Linked DNA regions of Mus musculus: all the other regions are linked to region 3. Evidence: chromatin loops called from intact Hi-C (ENCODE). Cell type or tissue: heart. All regions are shown on one strand. Each heading gives the region's core, and the rest is flanking DNA. Links, peaks and the distances in the headings are about the cores only.

What was found. A loop is a pair of places that touch in the nucleus more often than their neighbours do. Peaks named below come from ENCODE experiments on the same cell type or tissue, not always from the same donor. Only the 100,000 strongest peaks of a DNase experiment are listed, where the experiment ranks them.
Region 1: it touches region 3 in a loop (11-fold over the local background); 13 of 42 quality-filtered maps call a loop at or near these places.
Region 2: it touches region 3 in a loop (7-fold over the local background); 19 of 42 quality-filtered maps call a loop at or near these places.
Region 4: a loop joins it to region 3, with 4 times the contacts of the local background. A loop is called at or near these places in 4 of 42 quality-filtered maps.

The regions. Positions count from the first base shown.
Region 1 is chr7:35,650,316-35,653,360 of GRCm38, forward strand. No RefSeq gene overlaps it. Among named protein-coding and RNA genes, the nearest start is that of Pdcd5, 4.4 kb to the left of the region's middle. In heart, for the core only: a CTCF peak has its summit at 1,479 (motif pointing right); no DNase peak of the experiment used is centred there.
Region 2 is chr7:35,900,778-35,903,822 of GRCm38, forward strand. No RefSeq gene overlaps it. Among named protein-coding and RNA genes, the nearest start is that of Gm36234, 21 kb to the right of the region's middle. In heart, for the core only: no CTCF peak of the experiment used is centred there; no DNase peak of the experiment used is centred there; H3K4me3 peaks cover 932 bases; H3K27ac peaks cover 251 bases; H3K27me3 peaks cover 391 bases.
Region 3 is chr7:37,356,393-37,359,437 of GRCm38, forward strand. It overlaps a transcript of Zfp536 not described here. Among named protein-coding and RNA genes, the nearest start is that of Gm30483, 30 kb to the left of the region's middle. In heart, for the core only: CTCF peaks have their summits at 1,475 (motif pointing left) and 2,311; a DNase peak (open chromatin) is centred at 1,519; H3K4me3 peaks cover 361 bases; H3K27ac peaks cover 352 bases; H3K27me3 peaks cover 656 bases.
Region 4 is chr7:35,788,703-35,791,747 of GRCm38, forward strand. Zfp507 (zinc finger protein 507) reads right to left here. Exons shown (of 7, transcript NM_177739.3): 4 at 2,946-3,045. Among named protein-coding and RNA genes, the nearest start is that of E130304I02Rik, 12 kb to the right of the region's middle. In heart, for the core only: a CTCF peak has its summit at 1,697 (motif pointing right); no DNase peak of the experiment used is centred there.

The DNA of each region.
Region 1 (3,045 bases), core at 237-2,736, 1.7 Mb before region 3:
AAAAGCCTTATCTGCTTCCTGACTGGACTCTGTTCCACATTCCTGGCTGAAGATGCGGTCGTTGTGTTTCTTCCTCCAGCCACCTCCTGACATGCCATTTTGGACTCTTCCCCTGGAACCATAAGCCCCGATAAACTCTTCCTTTTATAAGTTGCTTTGGGGCATGGTATTTTATCACCGACAAAAAGTAGCGGAGGCATGCCCTGACTCTCCTGAGCCTTCCCTTCCAGAGGGAGTGTTTCAGTTCAGAGGCCATTGACATACAGAGCACATAGGCTTGTACATACGCAAACAGGAAAGAAGAGGAGAAGGAAGGAAGGAAGAGATGGAAGGATGCATTTGGTAGAAGCACAGGTGATACACAGCTATTTCATGGCCTCCTTGTGTTGGCCACTGATGTCACTGCTTGCTGCTTATGTGACAGCAGTGGGCCAGTAATCCCAGCACCCACAGGGGCAATGCTTACAGCACTCACTGGTCCCTCTGTCATGCTTATCTCCCAGCCTTTTCCCTGGGCAAGCCATCTTCTCTGCTTAATTGTCCTCAAGTCCCCTGCAGCAGAGCCCTGGCCATCTCCTGTCAGCAGCAGAGGGAGCCATACTCTACCGAAAGAGACTGAGTTCTTCATTACGCTACAAAGCCGAGAAGACCCGTAACTGTTGCTTTGTGCCACACAGTATGTCCTCACAGACAAAGCTTTAATCTCCCTCATCCGTCTTTGTAGCTGGATTCTGGGTCCAGAGGCATGGATTCACTCTGAGAAAGCCTCAGCCAGCTTGGTGGGTGATTTGGGGCTTCAGCGCTATCCTTGCTGCATGCTGTGTTGTGGATTCTCACCTCCCATCCTCAGGGTTCACGCCTTCATGGTTGCTTGCCAGCAGTGCCTTAGCTATGGTGTTTCCGCTGATCAGTTATGTCATGGCTGGCAGCATGAAAGTCTCCAACAAAGGCAGAATGCAAGAGGCGGGCCAGCTGGGCAGTCTCCGACCCCAGCAGCTGTAGATGGACGCTAGATTGCTTGGTTGGGACTTCTTGTAGCTAGGAAGCTTCCTGGCAGGGCAGTGTGTTAAGCTCTTCCCTGACCTCTTTACTTCTGGTGTTTTTGCTGTATAAGCTTTCAAACAGAGCAATGGACTCCCGTCCCACATCAAACTCAGTGTGTGAGCAGTTGATTAGTGATGACAGAGCCTGAGATCCCAATTGACAAACGTTTCTTCAACAACACGGCCATCGTTTGGGGACATGGCAAGTTTGCTTGTAGGCCACTACAGTAAAGCCAACCACATGCTCTCCACCCAACATGTATAAAAGTGGTGCTTACAGGACTAGAGAGATGGTTTACTGGTTAGCAGCACTCCCTGCTCTTGTAGCAGACCGAACGGAGGTTTGGTTCTCAGGATCTCAGGAGTCTCACAACCTTCTAAAACTCCAGTTCTGGGGCATCCAATACCACCCTCTGTCCTCTGGGGGGCGCCCACATGCACATGTACACACTCAAGTACATATATGCAAAATAATGTAAAGACATGCAAAACAGTGTAAAAATAATATTTTACATTTATGGGTAGTGCTCTGGTTAGGTTTTGTTTGTTTGTTTTACAAGGTTGCTACAAGCCATTGTCCCCTGGAAAGCAGGTCTCTCGATTGAGAAAATGCTTTCATCAGATTGTCCTGTAGGCATGTCTATGGGACACTTTCTTGATTGATGATTGATGAGACAGCCCAGCTGACTGTGTGTGGCATCGCCTCTCGGCAGGTGGTCCTGAGCTGTATAAGGAAGCAGGCTGAGCAAGCCGCTGGGAGCAAACCAATCAGTAGCGTCCCTTTGTCATCTGCCCTTCAGTTCCTGTCTCTAGGTTCCTGCCTTGAGTTCCTGCCCTGACTTCTCTCAGTGATTAACTGTACAGTAGAAGCTAAATAAGCCCGTTCCTTTGGAATTACTTTTGGCCACGGTGTTTAGCACAGCCACAGAAAATTAGTGTTTACTCTATTATGTGGTTTAGACCACATTATATGACCAGGCTGGGCAACCCAGAAAGACATAGATATGTAAACATATAAATAGACAGGTGTGGCAATGCCTGCCTGTAATCCTAGCACTTACATGTCCAGGGCAAGAGGATCAGGAGTTTGAGGTCTGGACTGCATATCAAGATCCTGTCTCAATTTAAAATCTAAAATAATGAATGCATGTGGAGAAGGAATTTAGAATCCTAGCTAGCCCCTATACAAGACATAGAAGCCAGATATTTTTATTTATAAGCCATACGCCTCACTTGGGCCAGTTTGGAGCTCTACTTATTCTCCAGCTGTAACATGCTTGTCACATGTTGTTTCTCCTGGCCACGTGCTCATGGTCTATCTCCTCTCATGGTGGCCGCCCTCTGTGGCTGCCGTCTGTCTTCTTTCTTCTTCTCCTCCCTCTACCTGCAACTTCCCCCTATCCCCGCCGCCCCACTTGATCCTCAAGTCTCACCTCTCTCCCTCCACTGCCCAATCACAGGCTCTAGCCTTTTATTGACCAGTTAAATTGGGGAGCAAGGTTCACATAGCATCACTTGATGTCGGTGAGGATCTGCTTGCTGGGGGCAACCAGGTACTTGTTGAGAAGCCAGTATTTAGTATTGAAATACAAGCAGCATCAGACCAACCCACTACATGCATGGATGGATGGGCGAATGGATGGATGGGCAGATGGATGGATGGATGGATGGATGGATGGATGGATAAATGAGCTATTCTATATCCACTCAGTGTACGATGGCATACTCAGTCCTCGGGAGCACAAGTGACAAGCACTCAGAATCAGCTCTAAGCATCAAGGCTCGGTCAGCTCCTCTGCCACAGCCCTGACCTTGTTCCATTTGACCCCCCCCCCCCATGATATTTAAATCTCATAACTCTGATCTGTCCAGAAAGAAATCTTAAATTTAAGGTGATTTTTAGAAATGCATTTAACCGGTCTAATGCCCACACTTGTTACACCAGAATGATGAGGGAAATGGAGGCAGGAATATCCTGAATTTCAAGGCTAGCCTAGATTAC
Region 2 (3,045 bases), core at 356-2,855, 1.5 Mb before region 3:
CAGGGTTTTAGGCAGGAGAATCCTGGAGGAAGATGCCGGTTTTGTTTTCTGATCTAGTCAGGCTGTGCTCACATCTTTACCTGTCAGCCATCGTTTTCCCACAGTGAGGACACACCCCCGAGTTTGACTGTCAGCACCTGGCTCCAGCTGCTTCTGGGTGGGCTTCAGATTTCTCAGTTCCGTAGCTTCCTGTCTTTTAATATCTGACTGAATAGGTCTTAATCACTTGCCCCTGTTTTTGACAAAAAAGATGTTTCTTGGAGATTCCTCAGTTTTTTTTTTTTTTCTGATGGACCTTGGTATAAATGTGGCAAAATGTCAAGAAAGCTTGAACTGGATTTTTGCCTGGGGTTGATATTAAAGTTGAAAGGATGGATGGGAGGGCATTAGCATGCCAGCAATACACATTTCATTTCATTCAGTAATTCTGCCTTTAAGTTTTTAAGTCATATGAAGAAGGGTTTCTGAATAAAAGGTTTTAGCCTCCGTATCAGCTGCAGGGACGTAAACAATTGAAGAGGGGGAATGAACTTGGTACACCTACAACTTAAAACACCCCACCAGCCCCGTGGCTTATCCTGGTAGGATGCTTGCCGGCCAAACCTGACAACCTGAGTTTGATCCCTGGGAACCACAGTGTGGAAGGAGAAAACTGACTCCCACAGATTATCCTCTGACCTCCATACCTACATCCTCTTCCCATCGTACACACACACACACACACACACACACACACACACACTCACACACACACACACACACACACACACACACACACACACACACACACACACACACACACACATACACACACGCACAGTGCATTGCCACTAGCAATAGTAATACTAGTGAAATTAAAATTGAAAATATTATGCAGCCCTTAAAAAGGTATTTTCCAGCTGTTTACAGAATTTACTTTAATTTGAACACTAGGTCAAACATCAGGTCTTCAGACAAAAAGCCTTGCTCTTTTCCTATGCCCATTTACCTCATCAAAACTGAAGCCAAACAGACTGAAATGTTAGTAAGTTGTCTTCATGAGAGAGGTGATTAGGGATGGTGGCTAGTTTTAAATTTGAGGGTTTTTTTTTTTGCCTTGCTTTATAGTTTTTCTGTCATTTGCATGTGTCATGTGTTGGATGTCCTGTGTGATGCAGGATGGCAGCCCTCAACCTCTGCGGAAGGAGCTCACAGCAGGTGCCTACAGCCTGGGGAGGGCTGTGGAGTCCGGGTGGCGGCAGCGGATGCAGTTTCTCACATGGCCGGAGGGTGGCAGTGTCCGCTCGCAGACTCCGGGCTGGCGGCTTTGATGACCTTTGTCAGCCGGCGCAGCCTCTCGTTTATCACCGATCACAGAGTGGAATGAACATATTTACTTGTGTTTTGCTTTCCACTTATAATATCTAGTGGCATGGGAGGGAAATGAAAACAATTGTTCATAGGGGAAATTTATGAGCTTCATCTGGCTGCATGATTCCCGCAGTTGCCCCAGCGCCGCCCAGAGAGTGGAGATGGCTCCTTATATCCCCAGAGGTCCTCATAGGGCCTTGCAATACTTGCCTCTGGCCAGCAGACTTTCCCACACTCTTCGCCTCCCTTTGAATTTGCAAGGAGAAGGAGCTTTACATGTCATCTTTTGGGGGTGGCACGGTAGTCCAAGCTGCAGGCTGAGTCCCACCTGAAGTCTGGGCTAGCCTTTATCTCTTGACAATCCCCCTAATTGCTTCTTCGGATGAGCTGCTGCTGGGGCAGGGCTCTGGGGACCCTTTGGAGCCTTAGAGAGCTCTCCAAGATCTGGATGGGGTGGGAGGGGCCCCTCCCTCTGAGGTTCTAGGAAAAGGGCAGCTCTGGGCTTAGTGTCCATGTGTGCTTTTTGTGTGGAAGAGTGGGAAACAAGGTGGGTAAGTCTACTCTTCCAGCCTGTCCCCGAATAGTGCCCCAGGCAGAGAGACAGGATTGCTCTCCCATGGAAGGCAGATAAGGAGGTGTCTTATTTTCAGGGGCTTTGGGCCCCAGGTTCACAGAACTTGGTGCTGAGAACCTGGAACCAGCTCTGTCTGAGGTCCAGATCTAGGCAAGAAGTTCTCCGAGAGCGACTCGTCTGTTCCTGCTGAGGCCACGCCCCTGACTCCAGCTTTCAAGGTCTCTGCAAAGAGGAGCCAGCCTCATGTTCCTTAACACCAGAGTGTGGAAAGGTGAGATGTGAAAACACAGAAGCAGCTATGGAACGCACGGCGGGGAGCCAGTACCTGTGTTGCTCCACAAGGCATTCTGGCTGCGCATGCGCTGGGGGGATGACAGCTATAAGTTGTCGAAGATCTGCAGCAGACCACCATAGGTTCACTATTCTGTTCTATCCTTTTCCTACTCTACAGGCCCACATTTCCATGCCATCTCCTCTTTCTTTTTTCCTCTTCTCTTTCCTTCTCCCTGCCCCTCTAACCCTACCCCCTTTCCTCTTTAATTTCTTACAGGTCCCTTCTTCTTTCCCTCCTCCCTTTCTCAGACCTGAGGTGAGTCTTTGTATTCCTGTGCTTGCTCGCCTGTGACCCACGCACACAGGCTCTTGCTCGCCCTCAGCATTGTTCCTGTCTGAGGCTGCCTCCTTCAGTTCCGTGGGTCTGCAAGGGTGTGACTTGACATGGGTGGGAGCTGATGTGAGATGCATCGGGCATCTTGGAGGTAGTGCCCCTCCCACGAGGACACCTACAGGTGAGCCTTTGGGGCCATCGGGCCAGCAGGTGTGCTGTGCACGGAGCATCAGGAAAGGCTCTGATGTAGGCCCAGTGCCCTGAATTTCCTGTCTTGGGACTCCTGGAACGAGGAGACTGAATCCATCCAGAACAGATCTTTGTCCAGTGAGCACTTCAATGGCAGAAACAAGAGAAACGGGTCCGCAGACCCCTGCATAGCTGTAGCGACACTAGTACTTGCCCAGGACGGTGGTTTGGCTGATCAGTGTTTCCAGCCCCCGGGACCCTCCCTCGGCTCATTATAATCCACCATATTTCCCAGTCAGTCTTATAATCGAATTACTCAAAATTG
Region 3 (3,045 bases), core at 339-2,838:
CAGGGATTTAACTACTGAGTTCATTTTATAGAGCAGAGGGCTTCTCCCCGGCCTTCAGCTTCTGCTCGCCCACATTCTCCTGGTGCTAAGATGGCGGCCTCAGTACCAGTGACGAGCTGTCTGGGGTCTTTCTTTCTTGTAGATACGACTCTGCTTCCTGAATGGAAATTAAAATGCCCTGTTCTGAAGAAAGAGTGCCAGGAATCCAATGGGCCAGATTGATACTTAAAACTCGCGAGCATCTATGCATGTGTTCACCAGTTACTATGACAACCCCATGAGTCTTCATATACATATTAACTGCTGGGTACCAACTTGGGACACAACTACCCCCACGGGCTGTGGCTTGCACCTTTTAAGTCACGATCTCAGGCATGTCCCCTGCAGACCCCAATAGTGGTGCTTATAGAAGAAAGGGGATTTGTGAGTTCTGACCTACGGGACTTTCTGTGTGGGAAGTGAACTTAGTTTGAATAAAACATTCTTGTAAGGTATTATAGTTAGAATATGATCTCTTGCCCACAGGCTCATGATTTGAATGCTCAAATGGTGGTGCTGTTTGGGGAGGTTCTGGGAACCTAGGAAAAGTGGGACCTGGGTTGAGGAAATACGCCCTTGAGGATATACAGACCCTGGTGGCTTCCCACCCGCCCTGGTTATGAAGTGAGCTATTTCCAACAACCTTTGCCAGCCATGTGGACTGGCTCTGGGAACCAGGAGCCGAAATAAACTCTCCCACAATAATGTCGTTTCCAGGAGACATTCTGTCATGACTATGAAGAAAATAGCCATTTACTGACCAGAAGCAACTAGAAGAAAGTGTATTTGTGCTCCAGGGTCCAGAGGGATGTGGGTCCATCCTGACAGGGGCAGCCACTGGTAGCTGAAGCTGCGAGCTCACATCTTCAATGGGAATGACTTTTAACAACTCAGAGCCTACTCCCGGTGACACACTTTCCCCAGCAGGATCACACCTCCTAAACCTCACCAAGCAGCAACTGGAGAGCAAGTGTTCAAATGCCCGAGACTCTGCGGGAGGCTCTCAGTCAAGCGACCATATTGAGGAATGCAAGAGATAGAATCTTGTGGCTGAAGGTTTGTGTGGCCCCACTGAGGGAGAGAAATTGCGGAAGCATCCTTTAAATCTCCCCCCACCCCGCCTCCCGCAATGAACTCCCTGGTAGACTATGGTCTGGCGCTTCTCAGTACTGGGACCCTTCCAGATTTACCCGATCTTTGCATAGAGCAGACACTCAACAAATGCACCTAGACGCAATTTAGTGCATGAGTCAAGTGACTTAATTCTTTGTCAGAGTAACCACGCCTTGATGGTGTGGTCGTTTTCACGAGACCCCTGTGATGGCTAGGCTGGACAGGCATGGTTTGCATAGGTCTTCTTCAAACAGCCCTTTCCCAGAGCGACCTCCTTCAGCGCTCTTCCTGCTCTTTCTGTGGACATCGAGTGCCCTCTTGTGGCCATATTCGGAATCGCAGTTCTATGCTGCTTGCCCTGAGAAAGGGAGGGATTCACCATGGCTGAAGACTTGTCTGGGTCTAAGGCCTACCTTTTCTGCAGCCTGCCCGATCTGCTTTTACCAGGGTTGGATTTCAAGGCTGGGTCCCCAGGGAAGTTGGCTACAGACCAGCAGCTGCCTGAAGGGAGCATCCGGGACGGGGCGCGGGGGGGGGGGGGGGGGCGGGAACAGAGGGAACGAAACAGTCTCCATGGGGCCCTTGGTACACATCTGTACAATACAGCCCGCCAGACGTCTGCTGGTGGCCCGGGCAAGAGAGGAATACATATGAGCAGTCCTGACTAGGTAAGGAAGGGAGAGATGCCCAAGCAGGCAAGCGCATCTCCTCACTGAGAGACAGGTTAAGCCCTGTCCCCAGGAAGAACTCGCTAGGCCTTGAGAAGGTTCTGGGTGGGAATTAGCAGACAGAAACCACCTTGGGATTTCTGCTATGGGTGGGAGGGCTCACATAAAGTCCACCCTGCCTGGGCTGGCCCAGAAGCCAGACCCTAGCGTGTCTAGTAATGGCATAAAGATTCCTGGAACCCTTGCTCAGAGTGGGCAGAGGTGTGCAAGCTGGGGAGGTGACATAAGAATCCTCTGCCCAGCTCCTTGCAGGAAAAGGCAAAGAGGGTCCCTGGCCACCAAGCTGCTTCTTCAGGGTGGCCAGGACGTTGGTATGGTCTGCAAAAACGGGACCTTCTTTCTAGGTTTTCTGAGCAACATAGCTAGTTATATGTGGAGCCAGACCCCACTGTGTATCTGCAACCCTGAAGCACCTCCTGCTCTTTGTCTCCCCCTATGCTATATCGGGGATCACTGCAGCTCTTTGAGAACAACTATAAGCCACATCTGAACCCCACTTGAAAGCGCTAGTAGCCCTGAGCCCAGGGTGGACCCCACAACCCCCACACATGGAAAAGTAGCTTTAGCTTGGCTGGGGCCAGTGATGAGTCACTTTTGTTGAAGGAGACTCTAGACTCAGACTGAATGAGGAACACAGAAGATAAAATACCACCCCCACACACCCTGAGAAGGGGCAAGGCCAGGAACCACCCAACCTAAGCTCTTAGAAGATCCTGTTCTAATGTCAGTGTGTTTTCTAGAGAGAAAAGTGACCAGCTTCATTACTGTGAACTAAGAAGATTAATTTTTTTAAAAAAAATAATGTCTCCAAAGGAAACCAGTAGCTTGGGATGGGGGGGGGGGCAGTTAACATCTCTAGAAAGCACCACAACCCTTTCATAGGTAAGCTCTGCAATATGGCTAGAAATGATGGGGCCAATTTCAAATCTGCCAATGCAGTTAACCAGCTGTGCAACTTTTGATAAGTGTCTTAACCTCTCTGAGCATGTGAAATGAGGCTAGTGATAAGTCATACCTTACAAGGCTTAGGTTTAAATTGCAATTGCAGCTCTGAGCACATTGAGCCTTGCTGAGCCACACTTGCTCAGCAGTTACTGTTATAGCAAATAGGTTAGCAAATTGCTTTTGTGTTGGTGTGTGTGTGTGTGGGGGAGAGCCCATATCC
Region 4 (3,045 bases), core at 268-2,767, 1.6 Mb before region 3:
CCAGTGATACAGGCCCTATTACCAGCTCATTCTGCAAATGAGGAGCTGCTCACATAAGCTCTAGGGCTCCATCCTAAGCACTGCTCCTGGAGACTGCCTATGCTTTCTGTCCTGGTTCCCAGCTCCCTGTGTTCCTCAGCAGGTACACATGGAAGCCCAAGGCTTAGGCAGAGCAGGAAGAGCCATGTGTTCTGGGCAGGGAGCAAGCCATGAAGCAAGCCTAGGTGGGAAGGAGTGCACACAGGATCTAAGTAACATTGCAGAAGAAAAGAAAGCCCACGGTGAAATTTCAACAAAGAAAATTCTTAAGTTAAATTTAAGCATTCTAAAATTGAACTTTTCTTTAGTTAATAACTACTGCCAAGCAGGACAAAACGTCCCAATTTCCTAGTATAAATCTATAACATTAATACACTAATCATAATTACAATCTAAGCATCGCTTTTAATTGGTAGGTTAAAAACTTGGACTTGATTATAAATGGCATTGTTCCAAATATAGTTTTTGAAAAAAAAACTGAAAAAAAATGAGTTGTGAAATATTGGATAATTTTTTTGTGTGTGAAAAATATTACAGATCAATGACAACTAATAAAACTGACAGATGGAAAAGCCTAATATAGCACAGAATGAGAGACCGTGCTACTTCTAGCAAATGTTTCCAATAGAATCAAGACTGGATTTAAAGTTCAACGACTCGGGCTTAATTTCTGCTCGACCACTGGTGTGAGAATGAGCAAATGATGTCAGCTCTTGAGGCCACATTTGCCTTCTCTACAGAATGGGAAGTAGAGGACCTTCTCACATGGCTGAATGAGCCTAGTGCTCTTTCTGCACACCACCAGTCAGACTCTGCAACGCTGGCATTAAAAACCCAGGGCTGCACAAATGACAGGTCTCTACGAAAGGACAATTTAAACTTCACAAGGAGACACAGTCTGCAAGTCCAGAAGTGCTATGCCAGGACATTTGCTGCCATCATACCCACTAGTCCACTTCTGATTCCACAAGGGCAGTGACACCCTTCACTGTGCTCCCAGCACTTGGCAAGAGAACCCCCTCAGGATCGGTGTGCCATGCCTTTAGCCTGAACGAATTCTGCAGTACTGTTACATCAGTTCTCTGTAATGAAAGCATGCTAGTGTCGTCCATGCTATATCAATAGCAAAGACTGCACACAGCGACAGTCATGCCCTTCCCTTTTTGTTTAATAAACGTACGGAATAGTTAAGAGATTGTTATCAAAACATGAATCACAACCACACGTTATTAATCAAAGTACCCATCCAGGTGTGAGTATGCAGGAAGAGATCAGCTAGGCCTGCTATAGTTTGACAGAGCAGCAAATGCAGCTAAGTGGGGGTTAAAACTAAAATCATGGTAAGGGCTAGGGTGAAGGTCAGTTGAAGAGTGCTTGCTCAGCATGCACCTACCACTAGCACTGCAAAAAAAAAATAAACAAAACAAAACTCCTAAACCAAACCAAAAACCAAGATGATTATGGTATGCAACTTAAATCTACACCTCATTAACCCCAGGAGCAAGCGTCGAAGTCACACAGAAAAATTGCAGAGCAGAGGAAGGTACGAACACTGTGTCTCTGGAGTGTCCATGTTGATGTCTTCACTGAATCTGCTAAAAACCACTGATTACTTTTAAGCCCTTGCTTTCAATGCTGCTGGAGTCAACTGCAGGTGGCGCTACTAAGTTGCACACACTTTATTCCCTCATTAGGATTTACGGGCCAATCATGTCTAATGCTTAATGTCTCCTTTAGAAGGGATATGGAAACATAATGAATTAAAATAAAAAGAGGCATTTAGGGCTATTCTGTAGAAAGGAAACAAAACTGTTTTCGCTCAGCCATCCACCTCGAAAGCAGATGCCATGTCGTAAACTCCTTTTGTTCGGGATGGTTTTACGGGGTGGCATCTGTTTGACAAGGGGATTCTGGTGCTACAGTGGTGTCAAAATCAGTTCCTTCAGAAACATTCTGGAATCAGTTATGCTTTCTGGGGTATAATTTAATGAGACATTATGGTAAAACATTTTACTCTGCAGTTGTTTCTAACTTTAATTCTTAGGAAATCTAAAAAGGAAAGTCACCCCAATATGTTTTATTTCCCATAAACACTGTGTACCACACTGGAGACATTTAAAGCATATCAATTTACGTGAACCACAGCCAGGAAGCACAGCTTATTACACTCAATCCCTCATTCTCTGGATGTGGCATCCGCCTTTTCATGGAGCTCTAATTAAATCTTTTGATTCTAATATTCCTATTACCAGATACTCCGCCGACTAGTACCTAACTAGTGCATAAAAGGTTCCTGTGTGTGTTTAAATAATGCAGATGAAGTCTGGAAGTCACACTTGGAGAAGAGTAAGCTCACAGCAGGAAGCCTCAGTTAAAGTTTGAGGTGGGGGTTGCCATCTGCAAAAGCTGTGCCTCAGCAGGCAGGTCATTTGGTGCTAGAGAGGGGGCGGAGGCTTGCCTTCTGCGCTAGCCCCCACCTTCCCAGCTTGCGGCCGGCCCGTTACCTTCCAAGGGTCTCTGCTCTAGCCTGGCCCTTACAAACCCCTGCAAATTTTAACCATAAGATCTATCTGCCTGGGTTTAGCCAAGTCCTTACTAATTTAGCACTTCTGACCCAGAACTTGTAATTTACTCTAGTCAATTCTTGGAGTTTCCTTAGGAACAAAGGGAAGATTCATTCTCACCCACAGTATAGAAGAGGGCAGATACACACACTGTTCCATGACAACGAAGGGCATTTTCACCTCATAAGCTTGTCAGTGCAGACTGTATTTAACAAGGTACAAGTGAGGATGACGGTGTGTGCGCGAACATCATCAGAGTACATTACATGCATTCACAAAACCGTCCTAATGAAAGCCGCCATCCTGTGCAGTTCATAGATGCTAATGAAAATGCACACATACCTTCCTGAGCACACTTTCCATCAGCGGCATCACGGGAAATTCTTGGCTCATTCGAAGCTACTGACAAGGTGTTGGGCAGGCAGTGCTGCTCTCTCTCATG